Linked DNA regions of Mus musculus: region 2 is linked to region 1. Evidence: chromatin loops called from intact Hi-C (ENCODE). Cell type or tissue: left cerebral cortex. All regions are shown on one strand. Each heading gives the region's core, and the rest is flanking DNA. Links, peaks and the distances in the headings are about the cores only.

Evidence for each region. A loop is a pair of places that touch in the nucleus more often than their neighbours do. Peaks named below come from ENCODE experiments on the same cell type or tissue, not always from the same donor. Only the 100,000 strongest peaks of a DNase experiment are listed, where the experiment ranks them.
Region 2: it touches region 1 in a loop (3-fold over the local background); 5 of 42 quality-filtered maps call a loop at or near these places.

The regions. Positions count from the first base shown.
Region 1 is chr13:34,093,421-34,097,812 of GRCm38, forward strand. It overlaps 4930447K03Rik (RIKEN cDNA 4930447K03 gene), which reads right to left. Exons shown (of 5, transcript NR_046184.1): 3 at 1,810-2,035. Among named protein-coding and RNA genes, the nearest start is that of Tubb2a, 18 kb to the left of the region's middle. In left cerebral cortex, for the core only: no CTCF peak of the experiment used is centred there; DNase peaks (open chromatin) are centred at 1,999, 2,330, 2,842 and 3,812; H3K27ac peaks cover 1,756 bases.
Region 2 is chr13:34,145,100-34,149,491 of GRCm38, forward strand. It overlaps Gm36549 (a long non-coding RNA gene), which reads right to left. Exons shown (of 2, transcript XR_382179.3): 2 at 3,333-4,034. Among named protein-coding and RNA genes, the nearest start is that of Gm36549, 3.7 kb to the right of the region's middle. RefSeq lists an enhancer at 2,829-4,392. In left cerebral cortex, for the core only: CTCF peaks have their summits at 284 (motif pointing right), 2,065 and 4,033; DNase peaks (open chromatin) are centred at 2,008, 3,320 and 3,923; H3K4me3 peaks cover 699 bases; H3K27ac peaks cover 1,030 bases.

The DNA.
Region 1 (4,392 bases), core at 167-4,166:
TCCGCCTGCCTCTGCCTCCCGAGTGCTGGGATTAAAGGCGTGCGCCACCACGCCCAGCTCAATCATCTTTTTAGTGCATCTCTTATAAATATGAATAGGCATGGGTCAGTAAGATTGCTCACCAAGTACGGGTACCTTTACCACCAAACCTGGCCAATGGAATTCAATCCCTCAGATCCCACATGATAGGAGAAGAGAACCAACTTCTGCAAGTTGTTCTCTCACCTCAACATGTGGCTATGGCACATGCAACTCTCTCCATAAATAAATAAATAAATAAATAAATAAATAAATAAATAAATTTTAAAAGCTTTTCTAAGAACTGGAGAAATTATGTAGCATTTAGCTTTTCTTGCTCTTTGAGAGGACCAGAGCCCAATTCTTGGTAGCTACATAGTGACTTTCAACTAGAGCTCTGCTTCCAGAGGATCTGATGTCTTCTGGCCTCTGTGGGTACCAGGCAGTCGTGTGATACACATGCATGCATGCATGCAGACAAAAAATACACATAAAATATTTTTTAAAATGTTTTTTAATGAGCATTCATAGGGCTGGAGAGATGGCTTATAGGTTAAAAGCCCTGATTGCTCTTAGGTTAGAGTTGGTCCTCAGGACTCAGCTCATAACTACCTGTAACTCTAGATTCAGGATATCTGAAACCTCTGGCTCCTTGGGGATCTTCACTCATATGCACATACTGACACACACATACACATACATGTGATCAAAAATAAAAGTGGATCTCAAAAAATGGAGAGGCAACTAAACCTTACTTACTCTACCAGGAGGCCCAAGTAAACACAGAGAAAGGAGATATACAGATATCATGTAAGGAGAAGAAAAATAGTTAAAAACCTCATAAGTATCTTTAGACCAAACAGTGAGTCCATGAAATAAGAGTAGAAAATTGGCTTGGTGTGGGGGCTCACACTTGTAATCTCAGTTCTGAGAGAGCTGAGGCAGAAGGATTACCGTGAATTCAAGGTAAGTCTGAGCTACATAATGAATTCTAAGACCGCCTAAGCTATAGAGGGAGACTCTGCCTCAAATAATAATAATAATAAAACTAAAATCTAAAGAATTTTTTAAAAAGATCTTGGGAACCACAAAATGTATTAACATCAACTAAACTCAATGGAGAAACTGAAAGAAAAGTGAGACAAGTCTTGTAGAAAGTGGAGTAAGAAGAACAGAGGATGGGAAGCAGGAGAGAAGCAGTAAGAATCACCTGAAAGGTTCAACACCAGACTGATAGGAAGAGATGAGCAGAGAGGAACTGGGGGAAAAAACTGAGGGAAACACGATCATGTAACAACTACCTGAAGAAAATAACTGAAAACAGGCTTTCAGATACAATTCTCCATGGGGTGGGGTGGTCTGTCATGGGGGCATCTATCACATCTTACAATCTAAGTACAGAGTGTAGTTTCTTTGAAATTAATTTTCTCAAGCCAGTTCCTTGCAGGGAAAGACAAAGATCTACACACAAAGAGTGGTGCAAACTAGAAGAAAGAGGGCTGAGGAAGTCAAGAACTGAATTGTGCAGCCCCTGTTGTGATATTTGCTATCCTAGGGAACTTTTCATAGATGCCCCGCATTGAGGCCTACAGTCCCTCTACTCCCTTTCCTCTGATCAGTCTTGGCCATCAAGGTGACAAAGGCCAGTCATCTCCTCTTTATCTGAAGACAACACTTCAGGTATACCCACTAGCTCCAGCTACCCACAGCTGGTGAAATGATAGCCTCATAGCCTGGAAGCAGAAGTCTGGTAGTCTAAACAACACCTGCTTTGCTCGTTAAACAACCGACCTGAAATTTTTAAGTCTTTTGCAGTGCATGTTGACTAAGAGCTCCTCCTTGTGAGACATGGTTCCCTGGCTGGGAGCTAAATTTGGGAGTGGCAGGGGTAGTCCAGCATTATCTGTACGTGGAGTCTGAATTCTCCTGTTAGCGCAGTGGTATTAAAAGTCTCGTTGCTCTTCCACAGACAGGTGGCTCCTGCTGTTTGTTGACTCCACATCCATTTCACTTGAGTCTGAATACAAGTAGAGGAAAATGAGTGACCTAACGAGAAACTTCAGCATACATCCCCACTATGTAGCTATGCTTATTCAAACAGAAAACAATAACTATATTTTTCAGAAGTGGTTAGACACATTTGCATCTCTAGTGATGTTTTGGTTTACAAACGATTGATAATCTAACACTGCACCATGAAACTTAAGTTTTTACTATCATGAAAGTTACAAAGATGAAGTTCTCACTACCAACCTATTTTCTTATCACATCCTGATTATTCAGCTGGTGCCTGTTAAGTGCAGCAAGCTGGCTGTGTGGGTGGGAGACAAGAGATGAAAGCCATGCCAAGTGTTTGCTAGGCTCAGTACCGGTTTTGATGCGAGAGAGAGAGAGAGAGAGAGAGAGAGAGAGAGAGAGAGAGAGAGAGAGAGAGAGAGAGAGAGAGAGAGAGAGAGAGAGAGAGAGAGAGAGAAAGGGGGAGGGGGAGGGGGATGGGGAAGGGGAAGGGGAGGGGGAAGGGGAAAGAGGGGGAGTGGGAGCGAGTAGAATATAACCTGTCTCCTTATGTGTGAAAAAAATTGGCTCAGAAGCGTTAAAGGAATGTTCCTCCCCACCCCTAGCATCACACAATACCAGAAAGAAAGGAAGAAAAAAATCAAAACAAAACAAAACAAAAACCAGTAATTGCATCTCCTGATGCTGATAGAGCTTTTTCTAGTTTCACATCCAAGCTGTTTCCTAGGCAACCAGCACCCAGCCTCCAGGACTGTCTGTCTGAACTCAGAAGAAGGGGGAATGCAGCCAATGTCTACTCACCCCCTCATTTCCTGCCTTAGTGATGATGCCACAGTCCTTTGTTGGGGTGTGAATGTGGCGAAAACAGAAAGCCCAGAAGCCTGATCGTGGGATTCCATTGCAAATGAGCTCTTTCCACTCACTGAAGGTCCAGATCCATTGAGAACCTTGCTTGTGAGAGCACTGAGCTCACTTCTATTTTTATTCACACCCTGGTTTTCCTTTTCTCTCCTTATTTTTGTGGGGGACCAAGAAGGAGTCCTCTTTATTCACATGACGTGGAACCCTTTGAAACCCATAAGAAAAGAAAGAGCACCCTCCACACCCATCACCCTGCCCATGGGAAAAGGCTCTGAAGTGTCCTTTCCAGTTCCCAGAGCAGGATGGGAACAGGGCTAACACGTCTCTGTGTCACATATCCTGTTTGGCCTTGTACCAGGTCTTTGCTTACTGTGCACTTCCTTAGTCAATCTGGGTCTCTGGAACTTAAGGAATTTGCCCTCCAGGTGTGTCGGAGGAAGAGGTAGCAGCCATCCATGCCATGACCACCTTCGCCTTTCTGCCTTCATTTATCCAAAGCATTTCCCTAGCTCACTACAGAGAACCAGAGACACACTTGCCCTCCTGATACCTACGTGAATGAAATTCAAACTTCTGCACATTGCTAAAATCCTTCACCCCTGGTAATATTCATAGGACCCATCTGGGAACCAGCATTACATCTTCACTTACCATTTCAGATATCAACTACTAGCTGCAGAGCAGCCACAGGTCATGGTCAAGAGGCAGGAACCTCACTGTGGTCCTGGCCCATTGGGATAGGGAGCAGTAAGCTCGGATCTGAGGTATGGAAAGCCATCTTCTGCCAGGACCTGGAGCTAGTCGGTGGAACTGACTGGCAAATTCTCCAGACTTGACATGGTATGCAGGCAGGCTTTGTGCTCTGGAAAGGGCAGTGCATGCAAGAATATACCAGTCAGAGAACACTCTGGTAGGCAGGCAGATGGGGAAAGAGGCCACGCATAAACAGGGTGGCATTCTTCTGGCTCCTTTGTCACCCAGGACAAAGAGTTGGCAGGCTTCCTCCTTTCCTTGGTGAACTCCCTCTGGCTGCCCTGCCCTGATGCATCCTAGCCAGGCGTTGACCCTGGATGCTGTAAGCCAGTCAGCTCACTTTCTTTGTCTAATTTGACCAGTTAAAGATGAGGAGACAGAGATCTACTCTATCATAAACATTTATAAGAGCTGAGCTCTCCTGGGGATAGTGGTACAAATTTCAGTTTTTGGCTCTTCCTACTTGTAAGGAGTTAGTTTGTCGTGTGTGTGTGTGTGTGTGTGTGTGTGTGTGTGTGTGTGTGTGTATGTGTGTGTGTGTTGGGGGTGGTATTCTTGTACACACTTTTACTTTTAATAAAAGTTGCTATGTCTTATTTCCTGTGTTTTAATTCTTTAGTCAATGGAGAAAACAAACTCCACCCAAGACCCCCTAGTCAGTAACATTTGGGGTGGGTGTGATGTGAGATTTGAAGACTATTGATTCATTAAGGTCAGTAATGAACCAAGCCAACCTGAGAAAGG
Region 2 (4,392 bases), core at 158-4,157, 52 kb after region 1:
AAAAAAAAAAAAAAAAAAACAGCTCTCAGAATGGGCAGTGCTCCTGACCCAACAGGACTCTGCAGGAGAGAGCACATGTGTGCCAGTCTTGTTTGTACCAGGGAGTGAGAAAGGCAGGGCAGGGCATCGGCTGCAGCCACTGTGGAGCCTGTCTCTGTTCTCTGAGGAAGCATTCACTGCGGGCTTCCAGCTGAAAATCTGGGTTTTTTTTTTTATCGTTTTAAAGATTTATTTTATGTATATGAATACACTGTTGCTGTCTTCAGACACACCAGAAGAGGGCATTGGGTCATTGAGTTCTATTACAGAATTGAACTCAGGACCTCTGGAAGAGTGTCAGTGCACCGGAACATCTCTTCAGCCCCCTGCTAGAAATCTTTTTTTTTTTTAATTAGGTATGTTCTTTATTTACATTTCAAATGTTATCCCCCTTCCTAGTTTCCCCTCTAAAAATCCCCTATCCCCTCCCACCTCCCCCTGCTCCCCAACCCACTCCCATTCCTGGTCCTGGCCTTCCCCTATACTGGTGCATAGAACCTTCACAGGACCCAGGGCCTCTCCTCCCATTGGTGACCGACTAGGCCATCCTCTGCTACATATATAGCTAGAGCCACAAGTTCCGCCATGTGTTTTCTTTGATTGGTGGTATAGTTCCAAGGAGCTCTGAGGGTACTGGTTCCTGCTGGAAATCTTAAGACTATACTTACCTCTATCAGTAAGTGGGTCACAGGATGGAAAGGTAGACTAAACCTCACATTGGCATCCCTGGGTCTGAGGGATCCTTTTGTAGTACTATGGAGCGAGTCTAGGGCAAGCCTTCTACTGATGAGCTATGTTGCCATCCACTAAAGCCTACTTTCAAATAGCATTATCTTATTCCATTTTATGCTCTTGTAATGGATACTATCCTGGATGATCATAATGAACAGAAATTGATTTGGTTCATGATTCTGAAGGCTGGGAAGTCCAAGATTGAGTGGCCATATCTAGCGAGGGCTTTTTTTCTTACATCATTTCCTGACAAGAAGTGGAAGATAGAAAGCAAGACAGGAAAGACAAGGTGTGTGTGTGTTTGTATTCCAATATTCCAGTGAGAGAGGCTAGATCTGAATTTATCTTTTTGTATAGAATCCACTCAATTGAGAACAATTAAGCTTTATGGCTTAAGCACCCCTTTAAGGTTCTACCTCTCAACACTATTGGAGTCATGTTTCCAAGACATGGGTCTGGAGGAAAAATCTCAGTGGATAAAGGCACTTCCACCTAAGTCTGATAGTTTGTGCTCCATCCCTGGAACTCACACAGCAGAAGGGGAAATGCACCCACAGAGTTGACCTCTGGTGTTTACATGTGTGCCACAGTGTGCCTATACACACAAACACAATAAATTAAAATGTTATTAAAAACAAAACAAAACAAAACAAAACACCAAAACGCTGTTTCCAATACAGGAAAGACACATACAAACCATAGGAGGCAAGGCTCACAAAGACTTGAGACTCACCTTCAAGAGTCAGTGAGTGCCCTAAGATCTAGAGCTCTGGGGCCTCAGACTTCTCATCTAAATTCCCGATTGTAAAGAGATGGTAGTCCTTGAAAGCCAGCCACTCTTTGAGTCTCAAGGTGGTAGTAGCAAGGTGACCCTGTCTTTCCCTGACTGTATCTGTCTCTTGGAATCTTCTGCTGGCCTTTATTTTTATGGCTTTCTGGAGCAGCCTAACATGCGAGAACAAGGAGCAAGCACAACTTGGAGACCAGGACCTGGGTGCCTGCGTCTTCAGGGCCAGGAAAAACACATAACCCCTTGTTACTTCAGTTTCCAAGCCCCAGATATTATAAAGTATATACATGTGAATAATTTATAATTATAAGGCGCTCAGCTTTATGTCAGGAATCCCAGGGCCAACTCCCTACTAACCTGTGAGGGTCCAGAGGCAAGTTTCTTAACCTATTCTGCTCCTGCACATCACTGGTTCTCAACCTTTCTAACCCTCGTGTTGTCAAAGGGATTACCACCCACAGGCTGAGAACTGAAGCTCTGTGTGTACATCTCCCTCATGTGGTTGCTCTGAGGCCTAGACATTCCAGAGAGGGTCTGATAATAGTGTTTGTCACAGAGCATGTAATTGCCAACTTGTGGGTTTTTTGGTTTGTTTGCTTTGTTTTGTTTTGTTTTTTTTCCAGACAGGGTTTCTCCGGATAGCCCTGGTTGTCCTAGAGTTCACTCTGTAGACCAGGTTGACCTAGAATTCTTAGAGATCCGCCTGCCTCTGCATCCGAAGGACTGAGATTAAAAGCATGTGCCACCGCACGCCTGGCTAACATAATTTTTTAAAGATTTATTTTATATTATGTGTATGGACTGTTTCACCCACATTGTGTATATGCAGTGCTCTTGGTGGTAAGAAGGGGGACATGGAATTCCCTGGAATTGAAGTTACCATAATTATGAGCTGCTGTGTAGTGGCTGGTAATAAAAACCCAGTCTTCTGCGAGAACAGCTAAGGCTTTTAGCTGCTAACCCATCTCTTCAGCCTTAAATTTCTTATATTTGATTGTGGTAAAATACACATATAGAAATGTACTATTGTGCTAGCACCAGCACCATCCACCTCCAGAACATACTGATGTCACAAATCTGAAGCCACGGAGTGTTTAGTCACCTTTCTTTCTGGCTGGACAACTCCCATGCTACTGTCTGTTTCTAGAAACCTGATGACTCTGTATGTGTCTCATACTAGATATGCCGGCCCTTTGTGCTTTTCTTCTTCTTTATTAGGCTTTGTGGTTCTGAGGATCAAGCAAGCACTCTTACCATTGAGATACACGCCCCAGCAGTTATCCCTTTCTGTGTGGCTTACTTCAGGTTGTATAATGAGCTCAAGGTTCTTCCATGTAGTAGCAGGTGCCAGAATCTCCTTCCTTCCTAAGATAAGGTGGCCTGACTGAGTGGGAGCCCCAGACACTCAGCCGACAGGTTTTCTAGAGGTCAGTCAAGTGAGAACATTTTACTGAGTTAAGTTCTGCCCTCCCACACCCCCTTCCATTGCGGTTTTCCTGGCTTCTATAAAGGCTTCTCTCCACTCCATTCTGCGTCCCTAACTTTGGCTTAGTGATGCCTCTACCTTCTGATCCCCCTGCATCCCCCAGATTGGCTTCTTGGATGCTTTTGCTCCCTATTCTATTCTTTTGACTCACCCACACCCTGGGCTTTGACTTAGCTGCTTTCAGGAAGCCCTCATACTTCGCTGTGCTCACTCCAAGAGCCTAAGTCACTCTGCTCATGTCTAGCCTTTGCTGAGCTGTACTGTAGTTATTTGCTTCTCTTTTTCTTTCTCTAAAAATATCTTTGTCTACCTCATTCTGTTGTGCTCCCTGGTGGCCTCCCCACACAGTGGGACATCAATAATTGTTGGATTGACGACTGCCCTGCTACTTGCCTATCAAAGAGTGGGTTTCTGGATAAAACTACATACAATTATCATTAGAATCAGTGAGATTGATTGTCGATTGTTTTGGACTGGTATTACAAATAAGACCCTTTGAGCAGATGCTGAACATCACTTGTGGAATTCATTCATGTTTCACAGATGATTCAAACATCCCACATATCCCCCGTTCTTTTAGGTGCTGTGTTTGGTTAATATTCATCCCATTCCAGTGGAGGAGAGGCGGTGGTCACCGTTCTCAAGGGCATCTTTGTGTCTCTCCAGCATTCAGTAGAGTGCCGGGTGCACAGATGCCTTCAGTAAATGTTTGCCGGGCGAAGCCAATGAATGGACATTTTGTCACTGGATCTGTTCATTTATTCTCTGGCTTGTCCCCCGGCTCTCCTTGAAATACAGCTGCTTTCATTGGCTTCGCCTTTATTTACTGGGTGGACGTGCTTGTTTTCATCACCAGGAAGAGAAAGCGAGCCCAGAAATAGCCTCGCCGCAGCAGCCATAGTTCAGCAAAGGAGCCTCTTTTGTGCCAAGAACGGACCCGCCCACAACTTGGTGGAGGTGTCGAGTCCCCGGTGCTCAAAGGGCCCTCTGTGGGGAATCAGAGGGACAGTCGGATGACAGGATTACACACAGGCTGCGAGTCGCCAATGTGAGAAGAGCGCTTTAATCATTTTAGGAATAACCTGAACTAAACCGAGTCCATCTGCCCCTCCTCCCCAGGCAGGGATTCATGGTGGATCTGCTTCGGCATCGCAAGCTGAGGGGATGGGGGAAGGGAGGGGAGGAGCGTGAGCTTTTGTTCTGCCTCCTCCCAGGACTGGCTATCTCCATCTCTAGCACAAAGCTCTGAAGTCAGGCTGAGGTTCCTGAGAAAATAACAGATTTACCTAGGGGACAGGATGACCTTTCGCTCAGCCTTTACTTGTGTTTAGGATTACTAACTCCA